Linked DNA regions of Homo sapiens: all the other regions are linked to region 3. Evidence: chromatin loops called from intact Hi-C (ENCODE). Cell type or tissue: endothelial cell of umbilical vein. All regions are shown on one strand.

What was found. A loop is a pair of places that touch in the nucleus more often than their neighbours do. Peaks named below come from ENCODE experiments on the same cell type or tissue, not always from the same donor. Only the 100,000 strongest peaks of a DNase experiment are listed, where the experiment ranks them.
Region 1: it touches region 3 in a loop (3-fold over the local background); 2 of 110 quality-filtered maps call a loop at or near these places.
Region 2: it touches region 3 in a loop (12-fold over the local background); 6 of 110 quality-filtered maps call a loop at or near these places.

What each region holds. Positions count from the first base shown.
Region 1 is chr5:75,599,271-75,607,270 of GRCh38, forward strand. It overlaps POLK (DNA polymerase kappa), which reads left to right. Exons shown (of 15, transcript NM_016218.6): 15 at 1-8,000. Among named protein-coding and RNA genes, the nearest start is that of ANKDD1B, 8.2 kb to the right of the region's middle. In endothelial cell of umbilical vein, no CTCF peak of the experiment used is centred here; a DNase peak (open chromatin) is centred at 4,421.
Region 2 is chr5:76,170,293-76,178,292 of GRCh38, forward strand. The region is part of intron 2 of SV2C (synaptic vesicle glycoprotein 2C); the gene reads left to right. It also overlaps the pseudogene RAP1BL. Among named protein-coding and RNA genes, the nearest start is that of SV2C-AS1, 91 kb to the left of the region's middle. RefSeq lists an enhancer at 5,819-5,898. In endothelial cell of umbilical vein, a CTCF peak has its summit at 4,969 (motif pointing left); a DNase peak (open chromatin) is centred at 4,959.
Region 3 is chr5:75,233,350-75,241,349 of GRCh38, forward strand. It overlaps ANKRD31 (ankyrin repeat domain 31), which reads right to left and starts at 3,529. Exons shown (of 26, transcript NM_001372053.1): 1 at 3,234-3,529. The coding sequence starts at 3,337. It overlaps LOC124901006 (a long non-coding RNA gene), which reads left to right and starts at 3,689. Exons shown (of 2, transcript XR_007058823.1): 1 at 3,689-4,017; 2 at 7,388-7,539. RefSeq lists an enhancer at 3,250-3,419 and a silencer at 3,470-3,769. In endothelial cell of umbilical vein, a CTCF peak has its summit at 3,540; a DNase peak (open chromatin) is centred at 3,622; H3K4me3 peaks cover 962 bases.

The DNA of each region.
Region 1 (8,000 bases), 370 kb after region 3:
TAATTGCAACATGAAGTTGGAAGCCATTTTCTGTTACTTCTTTAAGGAGCTAAATCTTTTATATTTTTGTTTTCTCTCCCCTTGCGTTTCATATTTTAGCTTATGATCTAAATATATATTTTGTATATTATAATATTTTAGGAATAGCTTAATTAAGAACTCACAGACTTTGACAAAGTGGTAACTAGACTTTTAATTACTAGATTCTTCAAATTAGGCTTAATGCCTGCTAGCATGCCAATCCAATCCCATGACTGATGTTATTATACACTATGGCAAATACAAAGTTGTAGTATTATGGTTCTTGATGGTGTGATTTACTTATGTAAATTATGTACAAATTTAAGTTCAATGAAACACTGATTTAATGTACTGAAAGGTAAATAGTACCATAGTGAATTATTTTCTGTCTTGCCTTAGGTTTATTTTTATTATCTTCAATATTAGAATAAATGCTAAATTATTTTCATTTAAGGATTTATGTAGTTGAATATTATCATTTAGTAATATTTAATCATTTGAAATAAAATTTAAAGCTTTAATTGATCTAATAGAGATGGTTTTCTACTTTTCCACTCTTCCTCCCTCTTATGCCTTCACTTTTGTTTTCTGTGCCCAGAATTTTCTTCACATTCTTTACTACCTGTTTTGTCTATTATATCCAACCCATTTTCTTTTTATTATAATTTTGATTTGGGGCATTTGAAGAAAATACAGCAAAACTACAAGAACTGGTAATAAGCATGCATAATCTCACCTACTTAGTGAACCTAATATAAACCTAATATAAAGAACCACCGTATTTGCAATATATATAACTGGTGAAAAACTAGTGTCCAGAATATATAAATGATCCCTATGAATCAGTAAGAAAAAGACAGTCAATAGAAATTTGGACAAAAGACTTTATATGGCATTTCAAGTGAAAGGAAATCCAGATGACCAAGAAACATGAAAATATTCCCAGCCATATTAATATTTGAGAAGTAAAAAATAAAACTACAAGGAGGTATTACATCTTTACCTTATTTGCAAAAATGAAATGATCTAATGATACTAAGTTTTGGTGATGATGTCAGCTCTTACATTGAAAACAATCACTGTGGAAAAATTTGTCCCTCAGTAAATTTAAAGATAAACATGCTCAAAACCTAGCAATTGCACTCTGAAGTATACATCTTTGCAGGTTATCTTTCATTACAGTTATTTTTTTCCCTGTCAGGACCCTAACTAATACAATGCCTTGGGAAAACTAATGAACATGTATCCTAGGAAGCATGTACAAGAAAGTTCTTCCCAGTCAGGAAGGTGGCCAAGAAAAAAATTTTTTAATGTTCATAGCAGCACTGCAATATCCAAAAGTTAGAAATGAACCAAATATTCAGCAATGGTAGAATGGTTAAATTGTACCATGGCATTTATATTGAAACAGTAGAATTCTACACAGTGGTGAAAATGAAGGAAATAGCTAACCACAACATAGATGAATATCACAGACATAGCATAGAGCAAAAGAAGCAAATCACAGAAGGATGCCATCAACATGATTCCATTTGTATAAAGTTTAAAACAGTATAAACTGAACAACTATATTGTTTTAAGGGTATATAGTTATATATATGAGATACAACTGTAAAGAAAAGCAAGTGTTTTGCTGTCCCCAGAACCAGAATAATGATTTCCTCTGTGGAGAAGTACAGCAGTGTGATTGGGGAGTGGCACCTGGTGCTTCTGGGATGCTGGCAATGTTCTATTTCTTGTCTTGGGTGGTGATTGCATGGATGTTCACTTTTAAAATACTCTTTATACATATATATTTTATATATTCTTGTTCATATATAACCTTTATAATAAAGAGAAAAAAATGGCAAAAACTGCTTTCGTTAACAAGATGATATTTTCCTCCAACTCTGCAGGCTAGCTAATTTCAATCGAGAAAAAAATACATTTTTTTCTTCTAGAACCTTGCTGAACACAGCAAGAAAGAGCCATCCCATGCAAAATTTTTAGTTTTTCTCCTAGCATTTCCCCTAAGGCTACAGCCTCAATCAGTATTTGGTCTTCTTTCCAAAGACAGCTGTTGACAGTTAGACCAAATATTTTTTTGCCGTTTGTGATGGTTAATATTGAGTGTCAACTTGATTGGATTAAATGATGCAAAATATTGTTCCTGGGTGTGTCTGTGAGGGTATTGCCAAAGAAGATTAACATTTGAGTCAGTGGGCTCAAGAAGCAGATCCACCCTCAATCTGGTTGTGCACCATCTAATCAACTGCCAGCATAGCTAGGATAAAAGCAGGCAGAGGAAGGTGGAAGGACTACACTGGCTAAGTCTTCTGGCCTCCGTCTTTCTCCTGTGCTGCATGTCTTCTGCCCTTGAACATCAGACTCCAAGTTCTTCAGCTTTTGGACTCTTGGACTTCCACCAGTGATTTGCCAGGGACTATCAGGCCTTCAGCCACAGACTGAAGGGCTGCACCATCTGCTTGTCTGCTTTTGAGGTTTTGGGACTCAGACTGGCTTCCTGGCTTCTCAGCTTGCAGACTGTGGGACTTCACCTTGTGATTGTGTGAGTCAATTTTCCTAAGAAACTCCCCTTCATATATACATCTATTAGTTCTGTCCCTCTAGAGGACCCTAATACACCACCAAACAAGTCACCAGTTTTCCAGTCTGTGGTATTTGTGTCCCCACTCCCTAAATTCTTCTCTCCAACCCTAAGTCAATTTGTTATATTAGGCTTTGTTATTTGCAGTACCCTATTTCTGTATCAGTTCAGTCACAAGCTTCCTGGTGCCTCTTCCTTGTTGAGTCACATGGGGACATGCTTAATTCTCCCAGAAATGTGTGACAGCATGTGCAAAATATTGCCAACCAAGGAAGCTCAACCAATCCTTGGTGTCCAAGGTGTTTACTGGAAGTCAGTCACATAGGCATGCATCACCCATGTGACTGACCTTACCCGTTGAGTCTCAAGACCCCAGGGGTGTAGTGATACCTCATGGCCCAGGGCTTCAGCCATTCAAAAACAGACATTCGCCATGATTCATACTGTTAGCATAAACTATCTCGTCAAACTAACAAAATGCAGCCCAAGGCCTCAGGCATACTAGAACACTATTATCAAACTGGAAATTCCACGAGCTCAGGTCATTTCCCAGGAGCTAGTCAAGGAAGGGCCAGTACGTGAAGACACCTCTCTTTGAAAAGTGCAGGGCTGGAGTAACCTGAGGCTGCTAGGTTAACCCTTTACTGCATTAATGTCAAATTATTAGAATTGTATTCAAATAAAATATAAAAAAGAAAGATCACTTAGAGTAACTTTTTCCTGCCTCACTTGAATAATGCAGAGACACTTCAAATTCGTAACATGTTTAGGGGGTCTCAAGGAGGATGGGCTATGCGTTTTGAATATATGCATATAAAACAACAAATGACATAGGCCTAATAATTTCTTTGCATGTGTATAATCCTCTCTTCAATGTAATTCAAAGGTCTCTTTTTTAATATCAGTCTTTACATTGTCCCTGTAATATAGAGCTATACACCTTTCCTCAATCTTTTGTGATAGTAGGAAAAGTAGCATTATAAGAAGTATTTATAAATTTAATTCACTCCACCAGAAATGTTTTATTTTAAAGTTAGCATGGGACTTGTGGTATCCGCAAGGTCAGTGTCCCCACTGAAGAAGTGGCCTTCTAGAGTAAGAAGTTTCAGCATCAACATGGGTAATGGAAGCCATATAACAGAACTTAAGAAGGAACTTTGTGCTAAGAAAATGTAGACAGTGGTTATAGGCATATATGTAAGAAGGCTGTAAGTTAAAGGCAAGAGAGATGTAGCAATTAATAGGAGATATTTTTTCTGCCATCATTAACAAATGTATTTGTTTACTACTCCTTACTTTTTAACTCATCCACCTTGTATCCACTGCTACCTCTGCCAACCCTGTATCTGTTACTGAATTCTGTCTACTCTTGTAGGGCCTCTTGAAAATGAAAATATCCATTTGTTTCCATCTCTTTTGTCAAGCCCTTATCAGTTGTCTAAACTCTTGACTTTCCAACTGATTTGTCAGTTTTCCCTGCTCTAAACCATCTTATGCATTTTTTACAGATTAGCTATAAACAGCATTCCCATAATAGCACTCTCATGTCAAAAAAAAAAAAAAAGCAGTTTTCAAAAGCTCTCAACTGTCTCCAAGATTTAGCAGTGGAATGAGTAGGAAAAGGGAGTGATTTTTAGTGTATGATTATTTATGTGGTGTAAATGCTCCCACCATGACAGATTTCAAGTTATGTGATGTCAGCCAGTTCACAAAATTCCTGAAACTTTAACAGCTCTTGCAAGCCAATACAAGCTAGCTCCTATATATCACTGTCCATGATGCACTCTAAACACTGGCTTGGCATTCAGGGTTTCCTGAACAGACCAAGCTGTTTCTCCTTTCTGGCATCTGTGCTCCATTGTTCCCTCTGCCCAGAATATGCTTCCTGAATGCCCCTTTTCTCTCTCCCACCTACATAATTACTCATCTTTCAACTCAGCTCAAGGGCCACCTTCAGAAAAGTGTTCCTTGCCCTCTGGAAAAATTGATCAGTCACTATTTTTTGCTCCTGTTTCCCTACAAAGACCCTGAAACATTCTTTGCATGGCCCCCGATGTTGGTTTCTCCCTACCAGATTGTAGGCCCCAAGAGATCCTGGGCTATCTTTCACTTATCTCTGAATTCCAAGTATGAAGTGTATGGCCTGGCACACAGTAGATACGGAGAGTCATTTGTTGACATGTAAATGAATAAATAGTATGTGTCCAAAAGTGTTTACTACTATCTTATTGTTTTTATCTGGGAAGACAGAATGGTGGCTAAGGGCTGCTGTCACACTGGGTCCTAAAGAGTGGACATTCCAGAAAGAGACAATTGCATTTATTTCCCTTTATTAGATAATGGCTTGCTTTATACATGTTTTATTATTATACTGTGTCGTTTTGGAGTGGCTTGGGAGTATTTGGAAGAAGGCTTAAAATATGACTATTAACCTGGGGCTAAAAAAAACTGTTTTTGAGGAAATATTTCATTTAAAAAAATCATACCTGGTGTACCTGGTGCTGAACTGTTGTTTTTAGAGACAAGGTCTCACCGTCACCCAGGCTGAAATACATTGTCATGATCATAACTCACTGCAGCCTGGAACTCTTGGGATCAAGATCCTCTCATCGCAGCTTCCCAAGTAGCTGGGACTACAGGCTGGTGCCATGATGCCCAGCTAAGTTTTTGTATTTTTTTGTTGAGATAGGATCTTGCTATGTGGCCTAGATTGGTCTTGAACTCCTGGCTTCAAGCATTCCTCCTTCCTCAGTCTCCCAAAGCTCTGGGATTAACAGGCATCAGCCACCATGCCTGGCCCTGGTACTGAATTTTCTTTGAAGTAAGGTTCCATTTTGAAAAGCAGTGATATATTTGAACACACTTTGTGTTGGTAGGATTTTAGTAAACCTCACAGAGAGGTGATGCTTATTTCCCTGGAGAAAAAACTGTTCTTTAATTGTATAATTAAGGACTAATCGCTTTTGCTTTGTAATACATAACTGAATTAAGTTGTTCAAGAAAAACTCAAATGACATCATGGTGACTATTGGCAACATGATTCCATTTATTAAGCAAACCATAATATTGAACTGTTCCCCTTACCAGTACGAGGTAATTGTGATAGTCTTACTTTGTAACTGCTGCTGTCTACAGAATGCTCAGGGAGATTAAAGATAATTCAGAGGCAAATGGTACTAACCCTTCTAACCTCAGCCTGTAAAGTGTAGTATGATTTCAAACTCTTTCCTGTATACACATACACACACACACACACACACACACACACACACACACACACTACCTCTGCCAACCACATACCTATCATTGAGTTCTGTCTACTCTTGTAGGGCCTCTTGAAAACACTTCTTTCCATTTCTTTTATCAGGTTCTTATCAGTTGTCTAATATCTGGCCTTCTAACTCATTGCTTAGCTTTCACCAGTTTCTTTCCCTGCTTTAGATCATCTTGTGCATTTTTGTAGACAATACTTTCCTAATATCACTCATGGTCTTGGGTGTCTATGGAGAGAGTGAGAGAGAGAGAGATTCCCTAAATTGGAGACAAAAAGGAAAAAAAAGTTGGGTCACTTCTAGGATCAAATCTAGTTCTCTTTTATGAAGGCTCAAAAGTTTTTTCCCTCTCAGAATATGCTAAACTTCAAATGTGATCTCTGAAACCATCCGCAAGTCTGAGATACGCCATGGTTTTTTGGGTTTTGCTAGCAATTCTGGGCAGAGATCCTGGTTGTCCTTCAACATTCTACTTTTCTGCCATATTATTAGAATTTTAGCTTGGCACATGATCACCCAGAATAGACTAATGTATTTCATCAATTCTTTATAAACCACTAAGAAATAATACCTAAGATAGGGAGTCTAACAGGTTACCACTGCATAAATATGGGACACCAAGGTTTATACCTTCAGAGCAAGGATAAAGGAGAAATCTTCCATGAAGAAAGAGGGAGCAAAGTGTAGGGGTGGGTTGCCCCTACACACCTGTGGGTGTTTCTCGTAAGGTGGGACGAGAGATTTGGAAAAGAAAAAGACACAGAGACAAAGTATAGAGAAAGAAATAAGGGGAACCGGGGAACCAGCGTTCAGCATATGGAGGATCCCGCCAGCCTCTGAGTTCCCTTAGTATTTATTGATCATCTGTGGGTGTTTCTCAAAGAGGGGGATGTGTCAGGGTCACAAGACAATTGTGGGGAGAGGGTCAGCAGACAAACACGTGAACAAAGGTCTTGGCATCATAGACAATGTAAAGGATTAAGTGCTGTGCTTTTAGATATGCATACACATAAACATCTCAGTGCTTTACAAAGCAGTATTGCTGCCCGCAGGTCCCACCTCCAGCCCTAAGGCGGTTTTTCCCTATCTCAGTAGATGGAGCATACAATCGGGTTTTATACCGAGACATTCCATTGCCCAGGGACAGGCAGGAGACAGATGCCTTCCTCTTGTCTCAACTGCAAGAGGCATTCCTTCCTCTTTTACTAATCCTCCTCAGCACAGACCCTTTACGGGTGTCGGGCTGGGGGACGGTCAGGTCTTTCCCTTCCCACGAGGCCATATTTCAGACTATCACATGGGGAGAAACCTTGGACAATACCTGGCTTTCCTAGGCAGAGGTCCCTGCGGCCTTCCGCAGTTTTTGTGTCCCTGGGTACTTGAGATTAGGGAGTGGTGATGACTCTTAAGGAGCATGCTGCCTTCAAGCATCTGTTTAACAAAGCACATCCTGCACCGCCCTTAATCCATTCAACTCTGAGTTGACACAGCACATGTTTCAGAGAGCACGGGGTTGGGGGTAAGGTCACAGAATCTCAAGGCAGAAGAATTTTTCTTAGTACATAACAAAATGGAGTCTCCTATGTCTACTTCTTTCTACACAGACACAGTAACAATCTGATCTCTCTTGCTTTTCCCCACAGCAAAGCAATTTGCATGCTCAGCCTTGGCACTGGTTGGAAGGAGGGACTGCCAGTGAGAATTTGAACCATAAACCAGTACACATGTAGGCTTGTAATCTGAATTCACACAAATGGTATCATCCTAAAGAGCTCAAGCAGAAAATGTAATTAAAGTGAGGTTAGTATTGCCCCTAGTGACTGGCAGAAGCATATGCAAATCCTCTATGGAAGAACTCAACTTCAATTCAGGCAGACAACTTAGTATCTCAATTAAAAAGATGTGATAATGTGAAAAATAGGTGTTACAGAATTGATGACTACAATGTATCTCCCATCCTTGAAGCTCACACCCTCCCAGCTAGGGGTAGCCATGTGACTGAGTTTTGACTAATGGGATATAAAAGGAAGTACTGGCCGGGTGCGGTGTCTCACGCCTGTAATCTCAGCACTTTGGGAGGCCAAGGCGGGTGGATCACCTGAGGTCAGGAGTTCGAGACC
Region 2 (8,000 bases), 940 kb after region 3:
GACCAATTACATATGATTAAAATTACTTCCCACATTCACATCCACAGTACTCGTCCACCATTTAACATCTCAACCAAAACGTTACACATGTGAAACAATCACTAACAGGCAAAAATACTAAACCTGTATATTTGGTATTGCAAATACACTTATGCATGAGCAAGCAAGGGATTCACAGTGAGAATCTACAGCTGCAGAAGCCTGAAAATGATTTACAAAAATTGTTAAATCATTAAAAAATTGTTTGAAAATATACACTTCTTGTTGTAGACCCCCACTGTACACACGACTATAAACATTGTTCCCTATGTAAACAAAAAAAGGAAACATATAATAAGAGATTTGAAAAGTCTGGACATTTCCTTCCCAACAGATATTAAAGGCAACGTCTTTAATCTAAGACATTATACTGAAAGGACTATCATATTTTAAAGACAAGATCACTGTCTCCACAGGTTTTTTAAAAATTAAAAAAACTGAGAAGGCTCGAAGGCGCCGCGGGCTGGGGTCGGTGGCTTAGGGAGCCCGTCCGGCCATGGTGGCCGCGGGTGGTGGTTGGCGCGGCTGCGCTGCGGCCCGGGGCAGTGCGGAGCCGGGACAGTCGCGGCGCTGACGCCCGCGGGCCCCAGCTGCAGCTATGAAGCGGAGCCGCTGCCGCGACCGACCGCAGCCGCCGCCGCCCGACCGCCGGGAGGATGGAGTTCAGCGGGCAGCGGAGCTGTCTCAGTCTTTGCCGCCGCGCCGGCGAGCGCCGCCCGGGAGGCAGCGGCTGGAGGAGCGGACGGGCCCCGCGGGGCCCGAGGGCAAGGAGCAGCCGCCTGCCTTGGCCTCCCAAAGTGCCGAGATTGCAGCCTCTGCCCGGCTGCCACCCCGTCTGGGAAGTGAGGAGTGTCTCTGCCTGGCCGCCCATCGTCTGGGATGTGAGGAGCCCCTCTGCCTGGCTGCCCAGTCTGGAAAGTGAGGAGCGTCTCCGCCCGGCCGCCATCCCATCTAGGAAGTGAGGAGCGCCTCTTCCCAGCCGCCATCACATCTAGGAAGTGAGGAGCGTCTCTGCCCGGCCGCCCATCGTCTGAGATGTGGGGAGCGCCTCTGCCCCGCCGCCCCATCTGGGATGTGAGGAGCGCCTCTGCCCGGCCGAGACCCCGTCTGGGAGGTGAGGAGCGTCTCTGCCCGGCTGCCCCGTCTGAGAAGTGAGGAGACCCTCTGCCTGGCAACCACCCCGTCTGAGAAGTGAGGAGCCTCTCCGCCCGGCAGCCACCCCATCTGGGAAGTGAGGAGCGTCTCCGCCGGGCAGCCACCCCGTCCAGGAGAGAGGTGGGGGGGGGGTCAGCCCCCCGCCCGGCCAGCCGCCCCATCCGGGAGGGAGGTGGGGGGTCAGCCCCCCCGCCCGGCCAGCCGTGCCGTCCGGGAGGGAGGTGGGGGGGTCAGCCCCCCGCCTGGCCAGCCGTGCCGTCCGGGAGGGAGGTGGGGGGGTCAGCCCCCCGCCCGGCCAGCCGCCCCGTCCGGGAGGTGAGGGGCGCCTCTGCCCGGCCGCCCCTACTGGGAAGTGAGGAGCCCCTCAGCCCGGCCAGCCACCCCGTCCGGGAGGGAGATGGGGGGGTCAGCCCCCCCACCCGGCCAGCCGCCCCGTCCGGGAGGGAGGTAGGGGGGTCAGCCCCCCGCCTGGCCAGCCGCCCCGTCCGGGAGGGAGGTGGGGGGGGTCAGCCCTCCGCCCGGCCAGCCGCCCCGTCTGGGAGGTGAGGGGCGCCTCTGCCCAGCCGCCCCTACTGGGAAGTGAGGAGCCCCTCTGCCCGGCCAGCCGCCCTGTCCGGGAGGGAGGTGGGGGGGTCAGCCCTCCGCCCGGCCAGCCGCCCCGTCTGAGAGGTGAGGGGCGCCTCTGCCCGGCCGCCCCTACTGGGAAGTGAGGAGCCCCTCTGCCCGGCCAGCCGCCCCGTCCGGGAGGGAGGTGGGGGGGTCGGCCCCCCGCCCGGCCAGCCGCCCCGTCCGGGAGGGAGGTGGGGGGGGGGGTCAGCCCCCCCGCCCAGCCAGCCGCCCTGTCCGGGAGGTGAGGGGCGCCTCTGCCCGGCCGCCCCTACTGGGAAGTGAGGAGCCCCTCTGCCCGGCCAGCCGCCCCGTCCGGGAGGGAGGTGGGGGGGGTCAGCCCCCCCGCCCAGCCAGCCGCCCTGTCCGGGAGGTGAGGGGCGCCTCTGCCCGGCCGCCCCTACTGGGAAGTGAGGAGCCCCTCTGCCCGGCCACCACCCCGTCTGGGAGGTGTGCCCAACAGCTCATTGAGAACGGGCCAGGATGACAATGGCGGCTTTGTGGAATAGAAAGGCGGGAAAGGTGGGGAAAAGATTGAGAAATCGGATGGTTGCCGTGTCTGTGTAGAAAGAAGTAGACATGGGAGACTTTTCATTTTGTTCTGCACTAAGAAAAATTCCTCTGCCTTGGGATCCTGTTGATCTGTGACCTTACCCCCAACCCTGTGCTCTCTGAAACATGTGCTGTGTCCACTCAGGGTTAAATGGATTAAGGGCGGTGCAAGATGTGCTTTGTTAAACAGATGCTTGAAGGCAGCATGCTCGTTAAGAGTCATCACCAATCCCTAATCTCAAGTACCCAGGGACACAAACACTGCGGAAGGCCTCAGGGTCCTCTGCCTAGGAAAACCAGAGACCTTTGTTCACTTGTTTATCTGCTGACCTTCCCTCCACTATTGTCCCATGACCCTGCCAAATCCCCCTCTGTGAGAAACACCCAAGAATTATCAATAAAAAAATAAATTAAAAAAAAATACAAAAAAAAAAAAATTAAAAAAACTATATAGCTGTGTTAATCAAAGCGCTTATTTTGTACAATAATAATGACCTTGAATTTCTTAAAAAAAATTACAATAAGCTACAAGTATCAAAGAAGCGAAGTTATCTGGAGTAGTCTATATAGGAGCTCTTTGGACTTTCTTTTATTATGCTAAAATAGTGGTGCTTTTAGGATTTACATTATTGTACTCTCCAATACAAAGTATGGGGCATGTTAAAGTATACAGTACACCATTTTCATACATGTACAACATTGGTGGATGAAGAATGTCTCTTAGCAGTAATACTGGATGTAGCCTCTGGTTTTACCAGCTGCATACTCTAGGACTATTATATAAGTAAAAATCTCTCTTGTGATACTGGAAAGTGATTAGAATGTGCAAACTGATATAGTAGCTTTCATCCGCCTCTTAAAGGGTACCACCACAGGAAAGTCCATTTAAGATGTTGGTAGGTTTAACAAAGTTGGAATGCTGGCACTGTTGAATTGGGCAACAGTTCTTCAGACCTGGCTCAGAGCTACAATGCATTTAGTATATTAAAGCAGCTGACATGATGACTTTTTGCGAGCCTTCCCAGGCACTGGAGTTTTTCTGTTAATTTGCCGCACTAGGTCATAAAAGATCTCATTAACATTTATTTTTGATTTTGCAGAAGATTCTAAGAATGCACAGTTGTTCCATTGTCTTGCTAGATTTTGACCTTGTTCCTTCCCTACAACTCTTTCATCTTCCAAGTCACACTTATTACCAACAAGAATCATTGGAACATCATCAGTGTCTTTAACTCGAAGAATCTGTTCTCTCAGGTCTTGTAAATCGTTAAATGTGGACTGTGCTGTGATGGAATAAACTAATGCAAACCCTTGTCCATTTTTCATGTATAAATCCCTCATTGCTGTAAATTGCTCCGTTCCTGCAGTATCCAAGATTTCAAGCATACACTGTTGTGCATCTACTTCAACTTGCTCTCTATAAGAATCTTCTATCGTAGGATCGTATTTTTCTACAAAAATTCCTTGAACAAATTGTACAGTCAAAGCAGACTTTCCAACGCCTCGTGAGCCAAGAACGACTAGCTTATACTCACGCATGATGCAAGCTTGTCAAAACCTAGTACTCTGCGAACCTCTCACGCTGTCACCGGGTCTCTGCAGCCAGCGTCGCCCCGTGCTCCCCGCGGGTCGCTACTCTAGGCGCCACGGCGGTCCTGCCGCTGCCGCGCCGCTCCGGCTGGTTTACACGCCTGAATCTGGGCGAGGTTTTCTCAATCCTATTTTATGAAATCCATCTGCCTCTGGTGTTTATGTTGGGGTGGGAGTTAATAATGAAAGAGCAAAATAATCTCATAATGTACTTGTTCCCATCAGGCCTGCAATGTGTGTCTCTGATGGAACAAGAAAGAGAGAGATCCTGAATCTTCTTTGCCATGGCACTGCCACTCCCACCTCGGGCCCTAAGCACAGACGATGCTATAGACCAGGAATCACCAAGCTTGTCTGTGAAGGCCCAGATAGTGAATACGTCAAATTTTTTAGGCCACCTGTGGTCTCTATCACATTTTCTTCTTTACTGTAGCCATTTTAAAAAATGTAAAAAAGAATGCTTAGCTTGTACGCTGCACGAAAGCATAGTTCGTGGACCCCTGCTACAAACCTGCACATTCTTTGTTACTAGCTAAGAATATGTCTCCAAATGTGGACATGGTCTCCTATCCTGATAAGCAAGGGTCCTCCTGTTCATCTAGCCCAACGCTGATGCTGGAGGCAGGCTTTGGCTCCTGCTTCATGCCCTCTTGGCCAGCACAAGTGCTGATACCCTGTTTACTGCTGTTGCTGTGAATGTTAAAGTCTCAGAGCCAAGAATCTCATGTGTTCTGCTGGCACCCGTGAGCCTGGCGGTCTAACTGACTAAATTTCAGGTAAGGTGAAATCTCAGACCCCTCACAGTTCTTGAGAGAGGCAGAAGGGGAAGGGAAGGAGAGGGGGCATGGTGAGAGATACCAGAAAAAACACTACACGGAAAAGAGATGACCCAAATGAAGAGGTCAGTTCCCCAACCCCTACGCTGGCCTGGTGTTTAAGTCCAGTTTCCATGTTGGCCTTCACAGAATCAGAGCTCTTCTTTGCTAGATAAAGTGTGGGGGAGTCTTTGGCTCCCCCTGGAGGCTAGAGTTTGCCAACGACAGGTAGGACCTGAAACACAATATGAATTGCTCTTTACTGTAAAACAAAAGGAAAGCTGACCATGACGAGATTTTACTCAAATGGCCCAGGGGTTAGGTATAATTCAATTAAAAAGGGAATTTGTCCTTTAAAGTAGGGGGATATATATATATGGCTTTAACTAAAAAGAAAAATGGACACAGAATCTAACAGTGAATGTTTAGGTATTAGTGACAGTCATCATTGTTAAAGTGCAGAGAGAAAATTAGATCTAACACAGAAGAGTAACATGGTGCTAAAATTTCCCCCATATCCCAGACAACTTCCTGTTTGCAGCTCGATGTGCTGATGAGATACTTTTAACACGAATCCTGAGGGCAGTGGACCTTAGAAAAATTATCATCTACAATTGTATGTTAAATTGCTAAGTAATTAAGATGTAAGATCTAGAAAATCACATACAATTTATTTCCAACAGCTGAAATTAGAACTTTCTAAATAAAAGCTAACCATACAACCCAAGGGTTTAACAAGTCAGAGTCTGTTTGGGAAAGCCAGCGTGTGTGTCCCCGAGAGGTGGATTGCAATCAGTAATAAAGGCATGAGTCCAGCCCTGTCAGATCTGTCTGACAGCCCCCACTGCACTCTGTCAGAATCTCCGCATGGGGATGGGTCAGGTTGCAGATGGTGACAGCATCATCCGAAAGTCTATGAGAAAGTGAAGGTAACACAAAGCCCTGGGATCCCTACCTTCCACACTGCTCTGCTTATCTGCACACACAGCTGTGAGGCTCCAGCCAGGCCCCCAGGAGCAATTTGTTATTTGTGACAACCTTGTGTGCATGGTGTTCTCCCTCACCCCCCACCCCAACACACACACAGGGAGCCAAAGTTTACTACGTTTAGTCTAAGTTGGGTTTTGAGATTTAAATGTTCAAGACTTAAGTGATTACCGATGGGGAAAATAGGAAGTGGCCTGGAGGTTCTCAGTTCGGGGGAGAATGGTTGTGCAAATAGAAAACCATGGTAGTGAATCTGCTACCCAGTTTTCTAAGAAGAGCTGCGGTTTTGTTTCATCCTGTCTCAGAGCTTTATTAATCAGCCATATTGTAGGTGACATGCTCCAGGACACACAGAATTTATGTCCTTGTGCTCTTTCCTCTAAGAGCTAATTAATGTATTTTTATTGGTGAGAAAGTTCACTCCACATATTTCTTCTCCTTGCATCATGATCAATTCTCCAATCTTAAAACCAAATCACCCACCACCACCACCCATAAACACCCTCTGCTTCAATCCTGGTCCCCATTTACTTAATTCCTATCTTTCCCCTACTTTTAAAATCTATTCATTAAAACAAAACAAAAGCCAAAAACATCTTTCCTGGGATTGCCTGGAGAAGACTTGACAGGACCAAGAGGGAAAACTTTCTAACCCCCAATCACTGTTTAGTTTATGGCTGGAATTATGGGGGAAAAGTAGAATGAGGTTGCTTTTGATGTTCTTTTGAAATGATTTGCAGCATTGAAAGAAATATTAGCAATTAAGCCATTTTGATTTTCTTTAAAACTGAAAGTAGAGGCCGGCAAGGTGGCTCACGCCTGTAATCCCAGCACTTTGGGAGAACGAGGTGGATGGATCACAAGGTCAGGAGATCGAGACCATCCTGGCTAACATGATGAAACCCCGTCTCTACTAAAAATACAAAAAATTAGCCGAGCACGGTGGCGGGCGTCTGTAGTCCCAGCTACTCGGGAGGCTGAGGCAGGAGAATGGCGTGAACCCGGGAGGCAGAGCTTGCAGTGAGCCGAGATCACGCCACTGCACTCCAGCCTGGGCGACAGAGCGAGACTCTGTCTCAAAAAAAAAACAACAAAAAACAGAAAGTACAGAAGTGTATATATTTAATAATCAATTATATTAATCAATATATTATATATTAATATATACAAATAATATATACAAATATATTAATCTGTATATATGATTCTTAATGCTGTATTTCTTATAGTCTGGGTATCCCAGTGAATGAAATATTTTCAGCAGTGTTTTGGGAAGTACAGAGATCTTCCCTTATATGTTCCAGGACCCGCTAGTGATACCTAGAATCGCAGATAGTACCGTCCCCTATATATACTGTTTTTTCAATATATACATACCCATGGTAAAGTTCAACTTACAAATTCAGCATAGTAGGATATTAATAACAATAACTGATAATAAAATAATAAACTAGAATAATTATAACAATATACTATAATAAAAGTTACCTAAATATGGTATTTCTGTCTCTCAAAATAACTTAATATTTTCAGACCATGGTTGGCTGCGAATAACTGAAACCACTGAAGGCAAAACCGCAGATAAGGGGGAACTACTGTATGCTATTCCAGATATGTGTTATTATGTCCCAAACTATCCAAAATCTTAGTGGCTTTAAACAATAGCCATTTTATTGTATCTCACACTCCTGTGTGACTTTGGAACTTGGACAAGGCTTGGCTAGGTGATTCTTCTGTTCTTGGTGGTTTAAACAGAGGTCACTCAGTGGTATTTTGCTGGAGGGTCTAAGATGACTGACATCTGGGCAGGAATGGCTGAAAGATTGTTTTCTTGTTCTGTTCCTCTAAAATACCAGTTCCTCTTAGATATTTATGCTTTGTTTGTTCACTGTGCTGATATAGAGGAGATTTCTCTGAAAAGAAAACCATACTTTCATTGTTTATAATTATGCTTAAACTTAAGAAGATAAATACATTTTTCATAAGTCTGTTTCTCATGCATTTTGGGCCCAGTGGGGACAGTAGGTGAGAGCACCTATCTGTGACCTCTTCAGCATATCAGTCTCAGGGTAGTCAGATGTACAGATGGGGCCTCAGGGCTCCAAAAGCAAGTGCTATGGTAGACAAGGTGGAAACTGCATGGCCTTTTATTACCTAATCTTGAAAGTCACATAGCATCACTTCTGTCATACACTATTCATTCAAGCAGTTACCCAGAATCAAGGAGAGGCAACATAGACTTCACCTTTTCATGGG
Region 3 (8,000 bases):
ACCATGCCCAACCAGGTTTTGCCATTTCTTTGGGTCTTCATTTCCTTATGAGGACTCCTGTGTCCCATAAAACTTATTTTAAATTTACATAAGTTTTAATATTTAAAGTATTTAATCTATTTCATATTTAATTCTTAGGCTTAACCAGGGCCCTATGAGGAGAAAGGCAGAATTTCTGCCCCTACTAAAATCTTAATTAAAAATAAAAAACTAATATAAATATGTTAATATTCTAATATGTAAACGTAAAAATTTAACATTATGCCAATAAAAGTACCAATAAGGGCCGGGCACAGTGACTCATGCCTGTAATCCCAGCACTTTGGGAGGCTGAAGTGGGGAGATCACTTGAAGTCAGGAGTTCGAGACCAGCCTGGCCATCATGGTGAAACCCCATCTATACTAAAAATACAAAAATTAGCTGGGCATGGTGGTATGCGCCTGTAGTCCCAGCTACTCAGCAGACCCAGGCAAGAGAATGGCTTGAACCTGGGTGGATGGAAGCTGCCGTGAGCTGAGATCATGCTACTGCACTCCAGCCTGGGTGATAGAATGAGACTCCGTCTCAAAAAAAAAAATAGTCCAGATTCTTTCCTAAGGAAATTATTTTTAAAAACCCCAACAATTTATGCTTAAGGAAATTATCTCAGAGTTATTTGCAATAACAAAAAATTAAAAACAAACTAAATGTTTTGTTTTAAAATCATATAATGCTTCAACAAATTATCCCTTTATGACAGAAAACTATCAATAATTTAGGGAAGAATTTTAATGACATTGCAAATGTTTAAAAATAATGTTAAGCGAAAACTGTAAACTTGTACAAATTGATTCAAACTTTGTAAAAGAATTATAGGTGCACACACAAAAGCCTACATAGAAAGCTGGAAGAAAATATACCAAAGTCTTAATACAAGTAGAATTAGGTCAGATTTCTATCTCATTCATGCTTCTTTTTATTGCTCATGTTTCCTATAGTGTTCCTGAATAGACAATATATTTATATGGTTCAAAATTCAAAAACCAGTATAGACTAGCCCTGATTACTCATGCTCATAGTCCTCACTACTCAGGGAGCTGAGGCAGGAAGATCACTTCAGCCTAGGAGTTAGAGGCTTCAGTGAGCTATGACTGCACTATTGCATTCCAGACTGGACAATAGTGTAAGATCCAGTCTCCAAAACAAACAATATAATAGGGTATGTAGTAAAATATCTCTCTGTCCCCTCAAATATAAGCTTTCTTTCCCACAGGCAACCAAGGTGTTTGATTGTTTTGTAATTCTTTCAGAGATATTTTCTAAGTGTATATATGTTGGAAGACAGAGGTAACACTATTTTCTAAAAACAGAAGCACTGTGTCAAAGAGTATATGTGTTTGTAATCTTGATAATTGAAATTTTTTGAGTTTTGTATTATAATTATATCTTTCTTCCTCTACAGTTATAAAAGAATCCCTTTTTGGCTTCTTGTAATACTTTTTGGTTTTTTTTTAACATTTACATCTTTGATTCATATGGAATTTTTTTGGAGTACAGTGTGAAATATGGATTCAACTAAACTATTTTCTACATACATCCTTCATCATCCCAATATCATTTTTTGAAAAATCCCATCATTTCCTCGCTGGTTTGAGATGCCACCTCTGTAATACACTAAATTCCCATATGTATGTGATTCTATTTTGGGGGTTTTTATGCTGTTTATTGATCTGTCACTTTATGTGCCAGTATCATATTTAAAATATTTTATATCAGAAAATATTTTAATATCCTATAGGTCATTACCTCCTTATTGTTCTTATTTTTCAGACTTTTCCTAATTGCTCTTATTTATTTTACGATATAAACTTTGGAATCAGTTGTCTAGTTCAACAGAAAGTCTTGCTGGTACTTTTTTTTTTTTTTTTTTTTTTGAGATAGAGTCTCACTCTGTCGCCCAGGCTGGAGTGCAGTGGAGTCATTTTGGCTCATAGCAACCTCTGCCTGTTTCTCATTACAACCAAAAACTCCGAATGAATATTTTTTAAAAACTACTCGAGAACCTTGAAAAGTAAACAATAGCAGGTAGATTGGGGACTGAAGTTGAAATCTTAATAACAACCCATTTATTGACGAGTTTCAGTTTGTTTTCGGTTTTTTGGTTCTTTTTTGTCTTTCAGCTTTGAACCATCCAGTGGGCACAGACAGTAAACCTATTTTTATCCAGAAGACCAAGGAAAATGACCCCTGCATGCCAGAAGGTATAGGACAAAGCCCAGGGCTTTATGTTGCTTTCTCTCTCACCTCCCAGCCCTGCCCCAAGGCTGGCCCTAGCCTCAGAGCAGACACCAACCATGGCAACTGGGGAACATAAAACTCAAGAGAAAGTGTCTACCAGAGGAACTGGGAAAAGGGATCGGTATTGCCTGAAAAGTGTGGACAGAATCCCCCTTTTTTCTCTCTTTTCTTAACTCTGTGCTAAAGGCTGTCCCCCTTGTAAGGAACTGCTGTATAGTGAAAAGGCTAACACTCAAAGAAACCTGTCTTTCTGATCATATGAACTGGCAAGTGGGTATGATGAGGAAAGGGGGCAGGAGAATCCTGGAGAAGAGAGAGAGGGAAAGGAGAATGACCTAATTCTGTGTACGATCCAACTTAAGTCCCAGACACAGCCCTGAGCACATATGAAGCAGACCTAGTGGCCTCATCCCTGCCCTCTTTTCCCTGTGTCTAGCACAGAGAATATGTTAGAGAAAGGTTTCGATAACCTGAAATACCGACTTTTTTGGATTCGTATAAAACTATTCGTTTCCAGTTTGGCAGGGACCAGTTTCCCCATCACACATTCTTTTCTTGAGAGAAACTGTTACCCATTTTCCTAGAACTGAGCTACGAGTCTCTTGAAGCAAAATGAAGTCTCCTGAAACAAAATGCAGTTAAGTTCAGACCCAAGATCTTTTTTGCTTGTGCAAAAAGACTTAAAGCCCCCAAAAGGAAAGCCTTTTGAAAAATGCTATAAAGCCACCTAGTACAAACCTCATTTTATCCCTAGCTGGTTGGGGGTAGGTGGGAACAGACTGTGTTTGCTTATTTACAAGCTCTCAGCTCAGGCACGGCTGCCCCACAAGGCTCTGATCCTGCCCACAAGCACATGTTCTGGTCACGATCTCCACTCAAAACTCTGACCCCCTCAGAGGGCACCTGGGCCGCCCTGGCGCGAGGGTTCAGGCACTGTGGCCCTAATGATGGTCACCTTCTCCAGGGCAGCTCCTTTTCTTCCAGGTCGCTCTCCGTCACTGAACCCTCTATCACAGTTTCATCACTGTCCCAGTCTGGGGCCTGGACGCCTTCCTCCATCTTTGCCTCACATTCAAAGTCTTTTTTACCCTCCTCTAACTCCCTCTTGCCCGCAAACAAAAAAACGCTTTGAGGGCCAGGGGAAATTGTGAATTAAAAATAAAAATAATATAATCGCAGCAGGAGCCGGGACTTGTCGCAGGGCTGCTGAGGAGGACGCAGGCGGCCGCGAGCGCGGCGGGGTAGCAGTCTGCGAGGCGGCCCGCGGGTCCCGCCGCTCGTCGCAGACAGGGGGCAGCCGCTCGCCACACGACGGAGCCCTGCGCAGCGCTCGGCCCCGCCCCCAGCTCCCGTGGCCGGAAGTGGGAGGCCGCGCGCGCGCGCGCAGGCCTACTCTGGGCGTGGCCTGCCGCTGCGTGTTTTTTTCACGGTTTCTCATTCTCGGTCGCTAGGCTTTGAGGGTGCTGGGGTTGCTGCTGCAGAGACCAGAAAGGCAGGCGTGGCGCACCCAGAACTCAGACCGAGCCTGCTTAACACCCTTGGCCGGGAGGGTGACCTGCCATGCACCTGATGCTTGTGAGCCCCAGATACGGGAAGAGCTGTCAGCTCCTGCCCGCCCCAGCAGCCCTGGCATTCTGGAGCCAGAATGCGACCTTAGACCTAAAGAGAGTTTTTGCAGCCCACCAAGTGCTTCCTTTCCCTTTAATCCCTTGACAGCCTCTCCTCAAGTGTCCTCTGAGGTAGACAAAACAGATACGTTTATCAGAAGTTTTAGCTCATCAACTAATCTCAGTGATGTATTTTGCATTTTTTTTTTCTCTCAACAACGCTTTGGTTACCTGAAATACAGATTATGCAGGAAAGGCAGGATAAATGCTTTATTTTTTCCTCTTTTATCAATTTTTATAATAATAGTAATGCCTAGCAACCTCCAAAAGTAGTCAATTGCGTTTTAATGAAGTACTAGAATTTTATATATTTGATGTGTTTCAGTCTAGTTGAACATTTTTAATTCAAACTAATTCAAAACAAAGCCAAGTGAGCTTCCACTTGCCAAGTGAGAAGAAGATTCAAGAAAAGACCAAGTTGTTTTCCCATAGCAAGTGTTTAGTATTCACCTTGGAGTCTCCAGCATCTAGCACATATAAAGTCTAAGTTTTGTCATAAATGGATGGAGCTAGAGATTTCTGACTTCCCAATTCATTGCCCTTTTCACTATATGGAGTAGCTTTGCCATTATTATCATTATTATTATTTTGTGTTTTTACTATGTATATTCAAGCCACTGCTATTTAAAATGCTTGATTGGTGATTATCTTCTAAACTTAACTTGAGGCTGGGGGTGGTGGCTCTACCTGTAACCTCAATGCATTGGAGGCCGAGGCAGGAGGATTGCTTGAGACCAGAAGTTCAAGACCAGCCTGGGCAACATGGTGAGACCCCTATCTCTGCAAAAAATTTGTTTTTAATTAGCAGGGCATGGTAGCATGGGCCTGTAGTCCCAGCTACTCAGGTTGAGGCGGGAGGATCGCTTGAGCCCAGGAGTTTGAGGTTATAATGAGCTATGATTGAGCAAACGCACTCCAGCCTGAGCAACAGAGTCATACCATGTCTCAAAAAATAAAAAAATAAACTTACTTGAATAAGTAACTTACTTAAATAAAATTCCTCGCCTCAACTCTGTAAATTAGGCAGAGCAATAATAAATATGCAAAGAACTAGACCTCTTTTTTATTTTTTTTAACAGTAGTCCATTTATACCCTCCGTGTCTAAATCAGACCTAAATTCCTATCACCTTTCCTGCTCACCCACTGTTTAATTAATTCATTAGCGCATTCTTCTGTGTTGCCCAAGCTAATCTCCAACTCCTGGGCTCAAGCTGTCCTCCCACCTCACCCTCCCAAATAGCCGGAACTACAATCTCATGCCACTATGCCCACTTCACCCATTCTTTTAATTATCCAACTCTGCTTTCACAGGAATTGGGGGATGCATACCCAGTAAATGGTGGTGAGTGGCTCCATTTGCCCCAGAGGGAAAGATGACTCCACTAGTAACAGTACTTGCTCCAAACAGCTGGTAACAAGCTAAGTGCAATAAGTCCTCACTTAATGTCTGTCGGTAGGGTCTTGGAAACTGCAACCTAAAACAAAATGACTTACAAGGAAACCAATTTTACCATTGTCTAATTGATATATATGAGAGTTAAGTTCTTACAACATATTTCTGGTCACAAAAACATTACCAAACTTGTAAATAAACACCAAAACACCTTTACTATTAAACATTGAAATAAACGTGAGCTATATATATATTTATTAAATATATATATTTAAGAAATATCTTAAATATATATCAGATATTTATTAAATATATATTTAATAATAAATATTTAATATATTTAATAAATATCTAAGATATATATTTAAGATATTTCTTAATATATTTAATATATATAATAAATATCTAAGATATATATTTAAGATATTTCTTAATATATTTAATATATATTTAATAAATATATATAAGAAATGTCATATATATTTAAGAAAGATTAATAAAAATATATATATTTAAGAAAGACTAATAAAAACAAATAAGATAATTATTTACCTAGTCATTCCAGTTCAGGGTTGAGAGTGGCTGGAGCCTATCCTGGCAGCTCAGGGCTCAAGGCAGGAGCCAACCCAGCACAGGAGGCCATTTCATTGAAGAGCGTGCTCACTCACACACACACACTCATTCTGAGACCAGTTAGATAAGTCAATGAGCCTAACATACACATCTTTGGGATGTGAGAGGAAACCAGAATACCTGGAGGAAACATGCTGACATAGGGAGAACATGCAAACTCCACATACACAGTGGCCCTGGCTGGGAAGTATAATAATTTTCTTCCCTCATCAGTGTTGAAACACCATTGAAATAAATGTTATTCGAGGATCTGCTATAGATAAATTCACATTCTTCTGGGCCTGAAATTCACATTCTTTTTAAAAATGCTTTCTCTTTTGGCGGGAAAAAGTCAGTTATTTTTGCATCATCTGTTCTCCTTTTATTTAAGAGAGTTGCTAAGATTCAAAGAATGAAAAAGAAATGGCAGAGATGAGCCTCATAAATGCCAGTGTGATTTTAAATAAACCTTTTTTTGTTTGTTTTTATGAAATCCAAAGTTTCAGTGCAGGACAGAGGTGGAAAAATGAACAGAAGATCTGTTTTAGGAAATCTAGGCTGCAGTACAATTCATACTGGTTTAAGCAGGGTGAGTTGAGTCATGTAATTGAACCAAGGAGAGGTTTCCCAGGTATTTCAGGAATGGCAGGAATCAGGTACTGCAACTGTGTTTCAAAGGAAATAGAGCTCAGCTTTCTTTTGAATTAGTTTGAATTTTCAAATAGATTAAAACATCGCCGAGTATGTAAAAATCTGTAAACATTATTATTAAAAAATAATAATTGGCTACTTTTGGAGGTTGCTAGACACCATTTATTATTCTAAAATTAATAACGATAAAAAGACTTTATCCTGCCTCTCCTATACACTTTATATTCAGAATAACCATAGTTAATGAGGGGGAAAAAAAATTTTTTTTTGAGACGGAGTTTCGCTCTTGTCGTCCAGGCTGGAGTGCTATGGCGCGATCTTGGCTCGCTGCAACCTCCCACCTCCCGGGTTCAAGTGATTCTCCTGCCTCAGCCTCCCAAGGAGCTGGGATTACAGATATGTGCCACCTCACCCGGCTAATTTTGTATTTTTAGTAGAGACGGGGTTTCTCCATGTTGGTCAGGCTGGCCTCGAACTCCTGACCTCAGGTGATTCACCCACCTCGGCCTCCCATAGTGCTGGGATTACAAGCTTCAGCCACCACGCCTGGCCATAATTTTTAAGAAATGTAATTAAATTTTACTTGGTCTACTCCATTTGGGCTATAATCTTACAAGAAAAATGTCCTCTTGGGGAATTATTGTTGTAAAGGTGAATTTAAAATTTTTTTTTGATGTTTAAAAAGAAAAAGAAGGCTCATTATTTTGTGATTACACAATATATTTTGCTTTTATAATTAAGATTCTTCGCTGCCTATAGCTTCATATTATTTATTTCCTATCCAGGTTACTTTGGATCCTAGAACTGTAAGAGATGAGACTTTCATGGAAGATTTGATTTATCATAACACAATATGAATCTCTAAGAGACTAAATCCAGCAGCCACTTTCACCTTAGTAATATTTCTCCCCAAAATAAAACTATATGAAGTATTTCACCAAGTATTCCATGATAAGTATTTTAAAATACACTTTCCCGACAGGGCACAATGGTTCATGTTTGTAATCCCAGCACTTCGGGAGGCAGAGATGGGAGGATCACTTGAGCCGAGGAGCCTGGGCAACATAGAGAGACCCCCATCTCTACAAAAATAAAAATAAATTAGCCAGAAGTGGTGGCGCACATTTGACCCAGGTACTCGGGAGGTTGAAGCAGGAGGATCCCTTGAGCTCAGGAGTTGCAGTGAGCTATGATTGCACCACTGCACTCCAGCCTGGGTGACAAAGTGAGATCCTGTGTCAAAAAAAAAAAAAAAAAAAAAAAATACACTTTCCAAAAGAATCATTTTCTCAAAGACTTAGACTTTTTTTTAAACAAAAATAAGTTACTAATCCATTAACCCAAGCAATTCACATGTTTGGCACAAATTAAAGCTGTCATGTAAACTTTTTTAATGGA